Regions from separate parts of the Homo sapiens genome. Here region 1 is linked to region 2. Evidence: read pairs that join two places in POLR2A ChIA-PET (ENCODE). Cell type or tissue: HepG2. All regions are shown on one strand.

Region 1 (4,000 bases), 100 kb before region 2:
GTCTGTCTTCTTGGCGAAGTTGCAGTTTCAGAATAGAAATTACTGTAAAAACCCTGGATGGGCTGAGCATGGTGGCTCACGCCTGTAATCCCAGCACTTTGGGAGGCTGAGTGGGGCAGATCACCTGAGGTCAGGGGTTCAAGACCAGCCTGGCCAACATGGCAAAACCCCATCTCTACTACAAACACAAAAATCAGCCAGGCGTGGTGGTGGGCGCCTGTAATCCCAGCTACTTGAGAGGCTGAGGCAGGACAATTACTTGAACCCAGGAGGCAGAGGTTGCAGTGAGCAGAGATCATGCCACTGTACTCCAGCCTGGGCGACAGAGTGAGATTCTGTCAAAACAAAACAAAACAAAACAAAAAAACCCTGGGTTAAGCACCACTCACTGGAAAGGGGGAAGAAGAGTGGCACCGTAGCTCATTCCTTCAGGGCCTGGAAATATGTTTTTTTTTTCACTTGCTTTGCCCCCTCACCCTGCGGGACCAAAGCTGAGCACCCCTCTGTGGCTGACAGGCCAGCACTCTACTCATCCAGCAAGGGCTCCCCTGGGCCTCCGATCAGTACCTTTGTTCAGAATCAGGGTGTTGGCCTTTGCCCCAATGACCTGTGTGGCTTGTGTCATGACCTAGTGATACTTCAGTTCAATTCCCCTTTGTTGAAAGCCTTCCATGTGCTAAGTCCTGAGGCTACACTTGGCAGAGGCAGAAGAGAACCATCTGGTGCTGACTTCAGTGACTGTGGCCCTGTGGGTCCCATGGCTCTATGTTATTTGTGGCTTGGGCACAGGGCAGTCAGCATAGTGTGGAGGAGAGATGTCCTAGCTTTGGTTCGAACCCCAGCTCTGCCACTCACAGACTCTGGTGTTGAGGTTGAAGAAGCAAGTTGCTGAGCCTTGCTGAATTTGGGCCTCCTGACCTGTAAAATGAAGGTAAAGGTCTCAGCCTCATGGTGGCAGGGACGAGGGTTGAATTGTATCATACATGTGAATGCCTGGCACATAGAAGGCACACCATAGTTCTGATCATTGTCGTGATTGATTTAGTTCTGAGTCTCTGCATGATCCTTGTGCATTAGACTAAAAGCTATGCTTCCCTTGGTTCTGTTTGTCACTCTGGCCTAGGCTTGTAGCTGGCAGGGAGGGCCACAGGTGGAAAATTCCAGGCATTCTGGAGCATGCCTCAAAGCACACCCACTGTTCCCACAGGAAAATCAGGAAGCTTCCAGACTGCAGGGCCCAGGCCTCCCATGTGCAGGGTGGGGTGAGGTGGTGTTTGAGCACATTTGTTTTGCTTTGTGGATTTCTTTGGAAATCGGAAAGGGCAGAGGCTATTGCTAAGGAGACAATGTTTTCTATCTCTGTCCTCCCCATCTGATGTTGTCTATTAGATTTGGGGCTGGGGGAAAGGGATCAGGTCTCCAGAAACTCTAGGTTGGCTTCCTGATTTCATAACTAGCTAGGATAAATTCCTTTAGAAAAAAAAAAATTATCAGGGGGAGGAGAACCCACGGGGTTTGTGGAAAAGCTTCATGGTCCTCTCCGCCCTATCCCCATTGCTTCCCACTGCTTCAGCAGCTGCTGTTCAGATGCCAGCACAGCTGACCTTGACCTTGACAGATAAGCCCCACCGCCTTCCCATGGGGCCGCTTTGACGGGAGGGTGCTGCATTGCGCTGTTTGTGCCCATGCATGGGCCACACACAGCCCCACGGGTGGGCAAAACACATGTGACCGGGGCATGCAATTTGTGCAAGAGAAGGGTCTGAGTGAGTTGTCTTTGACTGGTCTAGTGGATGATATCCATGGGCATTTTGTTTCATCAGAGGTTACACAGATACTCTCTTCCTCATATAGGCTGAATTGTGTCCACCCAAATTCATAAGCTAAAGCCCTAATCCCCAGTACTTAAGAATGTGACTCTATTTGGAGCTAGGGGTGTGAAGGAGCTGATTAAGTTAAAACGAGGCTGTTAGGGTGGGCCCTAATCCAATCTGACTGCTGTCCTTATAATAAGAGGAAATTCGGACACACAAAGAAACAGCAGGGGTGCACACACACCAAGGACAGGCCATGTGACGACCCTCGAGAAGGTGGCCGTCTGCAAGCCAAGTAGAGAGGCCTCAGAAGAAACCAAACCCGCCAACATCCTGATCTCAGACTTCTAGCCTTCAGAACTGTGAGAAAATAAATTTCTGTTGTTTCAGCCATCCAATTTGTGGCACTTTGTTTTGGCAGCCTCAGCGAACTAATACACTTTCCATTTATGTACAAGTTTTGTTGTTGTTTTTTAAAAAAATTGGGAGTCCTTTTCTTGAGTTCGAGAGATATATTCGAAGGGGGCTTGTTTTATTGAGTAAGGTTTATTGCAAACCACCCCATGAAGCTCTTGGCCAATTTAGAAAAAGATACAAATAAAGCCCATGCCCGCTAATGTTGGTATCTTTGCACTGCAGGTCCTAAACTGTAGAGATAATCAGAGAAGATGGATCTATTTGTACTGACACGAAAGGTTGTGCATTTATGAGATTTGTCCTGCCAAGCAGTGCCAGGAAAAATGAGTGATTATGATAGCAAGTTATTCGTCTTAAAAATTGATTTATAAACATCATTAGAGAACTTGACATTTGTCTCACTGAAGAGATTTTTTTTTTATTTAATAAGAAATATGTTTCTGCCAGTTGTGATTCTAGTTAACCTAATACAATGTGTTCTGGGCTTTACTTTTTCCTTCAGTTGTTGATAATTCGATAAACCTTTATTGCAGCTGCACTTCTTTCTGAAGCTAGAAGATTCTAGAATTTCTGACAATAACTTTCTTTGGAAGAGCACTCTTAAAGAAGACTCATAACAGCCCTGTGAGGCGGTACATATATCATTACTAACAACTAGCACTTGTATAGTACTGTATCTTTCACAGAGCGCATTTATACACACCATTTCATTTCATTGCCCAAGAGGGTAAATGCAAAGAAATTAAATGAATCAGTCAGATACACAGCAATTTTTCATGCTGAGCTTGGATTACAATGCAAGCTAGAGCTTTTTCCACAACACCATCATTTTTCTTCACAAACAGAGGTTTTTAAAAATAGTTAAAATGGTGAATTTTATTTTTAGATAATTTTTAATTGATACATAATAGTTGTACATATTTATGAGGTACCTGTGATATTTTGATACATGCATGCAATGTGTAATGATCAAATCAGGGTAAGTGGGATAGCCATCACCTCAACCATTTATCATTTCCTTGTGTTAGGAACATTCCAATTCTTCTGGCTATTTTGGAATGTGTAATAAGTTATTGTTAGTCACCTACTATGCTACTGAACTATAGAGCCTATTCCTTCTACCTAGCTGCATGTTTGCACCCATTAACCAACATCTCTTCATCCAGGCTTAGAGTTTCTGTTGTTCCACAGTTACCCAGCGGGAGGGACAGAGTGGGAGACAAATGGGTCTTAATGAAGGGGTGCCATTTGTCAGCAATGGTTCAACTGCAACCCTGAAACTGAATCACACCCCATAGTAATCCTAGAAACTCTTCGTGTGTGATTGCAAAGTCCAAAAAACTATCATTTTGTAGGAGTCAACTATGCAAATAAATATCTCGACTTCTTATCTTTCTAAGTAATCTGTTGTAATTCAGTATCAGAGCTGTCAGAAAACTGATTAAGTTTGACTTCTCTTTGCCCCTAAATGAAGGGGTTAATTGCCAGGTTGAAGCCTAGGGACAGAAGGAAGAGGCAACAGAGGAATCACAGGCAGGTTTCAGTCGCTCTGGGAAGGCACAGTCATGAGCCATCGGTGGCTGCTGCTGCTGCTGTTTGCATTGGCAGGCTCAGTGTTCGTTTCCACCCAGGACTTTGTCTAAGGACACGCTGTCTCTGCTCCCCTGTTCTCACCTTCATCCAGAGCAACCCTGGGTTGCCAGACTTGTCCTTGCCCTGTGTCTTGTTGCTTCACTGCCTCTTCTCTAGCACACTTCAAGAGAAGGGAG
Region 2 (4,000 bases):
AAGGAATGTGTTTCCTAGAAGCAAAGAATGGCAGAGCCTAGGGGTTTGGGGAGGGAGGACTTCAAAATATGGAAACCATCTGGTTCCACTCCCTTCTTTTACAGACTAGAAAATGAAGGCCAGGAAGGGGCATGTCCTGCCCAGTGTCATCTCGGGAGCCACTGGGAACAGAGTCCAGAGCTCCAGCCTCCTGGCCTGTCTTTTGATGCTCACTCTGAGGCATTCAGCTGTTTCCTCCTTCAAGAAAAGCCAGCCCCTCCCGAACCTCTTACTGACAGCTGTGTGCCAAGAGTTTCTAATTCTTATGACAACACAGCATAGGAATTGGGCGTGTTTGGTTTTCTTATGTACAGAAGCATAAAAAAGATCAAAGCACTTACAGTTTGATGATGTTCCTAAATGCAAGTTCAAATTGCTGAGTTAAACAGCCAGCAATTCTTTTAGAGCCTTTCCGGAGCAATTACTCAAGATGGAATTAAACTGTATTTGCCTTTGATTCCTTCTCATCCCTCCCTCTGCCTGAAAGGGGGAGAAGCAGGACCCAACAAAGAAAATCTTGAGAGACAGTTGTTAATTGCAGATTTTTACCTGCCTGATGTTCTTTGGCTTTGCACATTAATTAAATCAAGACCAGGTGTCTTGCAGATGGGTTAGCTGCTGGCTATGGTATGAGATTAATAGATCCCAGCAAATGGGTAAGGGAAAAAGCTCTTGAGTTTTATGGGTCATTGATGCTGCTTCTCTCAGCAGAAATTACCGCAGAGAGAGAAAGAACTCCTTGAGCTTAAGTGGCCTAGTTCATTAGAGAGCTTCCACAGCTGCTCACATGTTAATCACCTCCAGAGCCCAGAGAACAGGCAGATCCCCTCTACAGTAGACCTGAATAAGCCATCAGATCTGAAGGAAGTCAGACCTCAAATGATTGATTATTCTAAAGGAAATTGCTTCAGGATTTGAAGGTTTGTGACCTGGGCCAGAGGCTGCCGACAGGACCCTAAGCAGCAGCTGGGAGTCAGTGGCGTGACCAGATGCTAGTCCCCTGTCTACCAACCCTTCCTCTGCGATAACTTTCCTACCACTGCCAAAGCTGAGAAAGGGGTGATAGAAACAGAACCAGGCTTTTCTTGAGACAGAGTTTTGCTCTTGTTGCCCAGGCTGGAGTGCAATGGCGTGATCTCACCTCACTGCAACCTCCACCTCCTAGGTTCAAGCGATTCTCCTACATCAGCCTCCTGAGTAGCTGGGATTACAGGCATGCACCACCACGCCCAGCTAATTTTTTGTATTTTTAGTAGAGAAGGGGTTTCTCCATGTTGGTCAGGCTGGTCTCAAACTCCCGACCTCAGGTGATCCACCCACCTCAGCCTCCCAAAGTGCTGGGATTACAGGCATGAGCCACGTGCCCGGCCAAAACCAGGCTTTAGAAGGTGCTCTGGCAGTTTAGAACACAGTTCTGCTCCTACAGGCCAGGGCCCTCGCTCTTATCCCAATAAGAAGGACTTTGTATTCGAACACGGAGTGATGCCCCCATCCCAGCTCTCTCGTGGCTTAGGGTGTCCAATTCCATTGGCAAGGCCAGGTCAGGTTTCTGTCTGGGGGATCCAGGGTCAGTACTGAGGCCAGGATGAAGCAAGGGTAGGGGGACGCTGGGGCAGAGGGAAACAAAGGTCACTTCTTATTTACAAAGGACACATTTGTTCTAGCGTGTCAAGCCCTGGGCTTATGCACAGTACTGGACCATTCACTGGAGCCCTGAGCTCACACTAACAAACTGAGCGGTTCCAAATGCTTCTCAAAGGTCTGCCTTCCATGGTGACAATTCTGATTCACCATGGCTGGGATGGATTTCTGGGTGAGACAGATGATGAGCAACCAGGAGCCATGCAAGGCCCCCCGAGTCTCACCCACATGCTATTTGGAGGCAGGCACACACACTTTTTCTTTGAGACTGCAACAGACCGTGAACACACATTGGTTTGTGTAACTTGAATTCCTTTCTAAAGAACCCTGGACCTAGTCCACCCTCCCCTACAGTCAGTAAACCAAAATGTCATGGCTTTGGAGAGCTGGTAGAAATGACGAAGCTGCATCTGGCAGCTAATAGTCATGTCATGTCGTTCTCATCCCAGAAACCAGCAAAGTGGTTAAGGTAGTAATTTAATCTGCTCATTTTTTGGTTTTCTGCCAACTCTTTTCCCAAACCGATTCCCCAGCTGGTCCCTTGGCCCCATGAAACTTTCATCTGTGCTCTTCAGATGGCTTCCAAAGTAGAGGGACTCATAGCTGGGGTTACTTCTAAAAACTGGGCCCAGGGGCCAGGCACGGTGGCTCCTTTAACACTAGTGCTTTGGGAGGCCAAGGCGGGCAGATGGCTTGAGCCCAGGAGTTTGAGACCAGCCTGGGCAACATGGTGAAACCCCATCTCTACAAAAAATAAAAAATTAGCAGGGCACAGTGGTGCCAGCTACTCAGAGGCTGAGGTGGGTGGGAGGATCACTTGAGCCTAGGAGGTCAAGGTTGCAGGGAGCTGTGATCATGCCACTGCACTTCAGCTTGTGCGACAGAGTGAGATCCTGTCAGAAAGAAAGAAAAAGGAAGGGAAGGATGGATGGGGAAAGGGGAGGGGAAGGGAAGCGGGGAGAGAAGGGGGAGGGGGGTGGGAAGGGAAGGGAAGGGAAGGGAAGGGAAGGGAAGGGAAGGGAAGGGAAGGGAAGGGAAGGGAAGGGAAGGGAAGGGAAAGGAAAAGAAGAAAAAGAAAAATTGGGCCCAGGGAAGGGACCTACCTGGAGAGGAGAGTGGAGCAGGGCCAGGGCTGGACGAGGCAGTGAGGCATCTAACCTCAATAGGTAAGGAGGTGATCTCAAGGTCCCATGACCACAGCACTTACATGACCTTGACAGTAAGTGCATCTGTCAATTTTGCATCCTAGGTGCCTCACTTGCCTCACCCTCATGTTTGCCCTGGTGTGGAGGATATTTCTTTTTTTTTTTTTTTTTTTTTTTTGAGATGGAGTCTCGCTCTGTCACCCAGGCTGGAGTGCAGTGGCACGATCTCGGCTCACTGCAAGCTCCACCTCCTGGGTTCACGCCATTCTCCCACCTCAGTCTCCCCAGTAGCTGGGGCTACAGGCGCCCATCACCATGCCCAGCTAATTTTGCTTTTGTGTTTTTAGTAGAGACAGGGTTTCACCGTGTTAGCCAGGATGGTCTCAATTTCCTGACTAGTGATCCACCTGCCTCGGCCTCCCAAAGTGCTGGGATTACAGGCGTGAGCCACTACACCCAGCCGGTTTGGAGGATATTTCTATTCCTGAAGGAAGTAGTTCACTTCACTGGTGTGTAAGCCCTGGGTAGCTTTCTAAAAAGATACCAGTGCCAGGCCAATTCCATCCAAACCTTTAGGCATGGAGCCTGGGCATCTGGGACTCATCCACAGGGGAGTCAACTGTGCAGCTGGGTTTACCAGCTTCTAGCCCAAGGGCTTGCTCTGGGCCACAGGTAATAGATGGATGTTCTGCTGCCGTCTGGCCAGGGCTCAGTTGTCTCTGACTTGTCTCCTTCAGGATTTTCTCTGTGCCCCACAGGTCCCGAGGTCTGGCTGAACTTCCATACAGACTTACTCAGGCCGTCTGCTCTTGGCTACAATACCAGGCACAAACCTCTCCCCCAACTCCCAAGATACCAGCCGGGCTGTCAGCTAAGTTCCATATCAGCCTCTAGAGTATGCAGAGACTTCCCATGGTATATGCTGCATTTTCTTTGATGTGGCCACAGATACCCCCAAATACCTTGGCAAATAGACCAAATATCCTTTGCAAATAATACCCCAAATACCCGAGAACAGAGTGCTCCCCTCAACTTATTGAACACATCTCCTCCCAGACTGGAACCCAGGAAGACCCGTGCTCATCTGAATGCCCACCTCCCCCTTTCCCACCATCCTTGGAAATAAAAGAGCTGCCTCCCCCTCCCCCTTCCTGCCTTGCAGGGATCTCCCATAC

What was found. ChIA-PET counts read pairs that join two places held together with the same protein. Peaks named below come from ENCODE experiments on the same cell type or tissue, not always from the same donor. Only the 100,000 strongest peaks of a DNase experiment are listed, where the experiment ranks them.
Region 1: POLR2A ChIA-PET joins it to region 2 with 8 read pairs; 4 of 35 experiments call an interaction of 5 or more read pairs at or near these places.

Annotation. Positions count from the first base shown.
Region 1 is chr3:197,469,036-197,473,035 of GRCh38, reverse strand. No RefSeq gene overlaps it. Among named protein-coding and RNA genes, the nearest start is that of LINC02012, 39 kb to the left of the region's middle. In HepG2, no CTCF peak of the experiment used is centred here; DNase peaks (open chromatin) are centred at 627, 1,205 and 1,575; H3K4me3 peaks cover 683 bases.
Region 2 is chr3:197,368,532-197,372,531 of GRCh38, reverse strand. No RefSeq gene overlaps it. Among named protein-coding and RNA genes, the nearest start is that of DLG1, 72 kb to the right of the region's middle. In HepG2, no CTCF peak of the experiment used is centred here; DNase peaks (open chromatin) are centred at 1, 341, 1,621 and 1,971; H3K4me3 peaks cover 771 bases.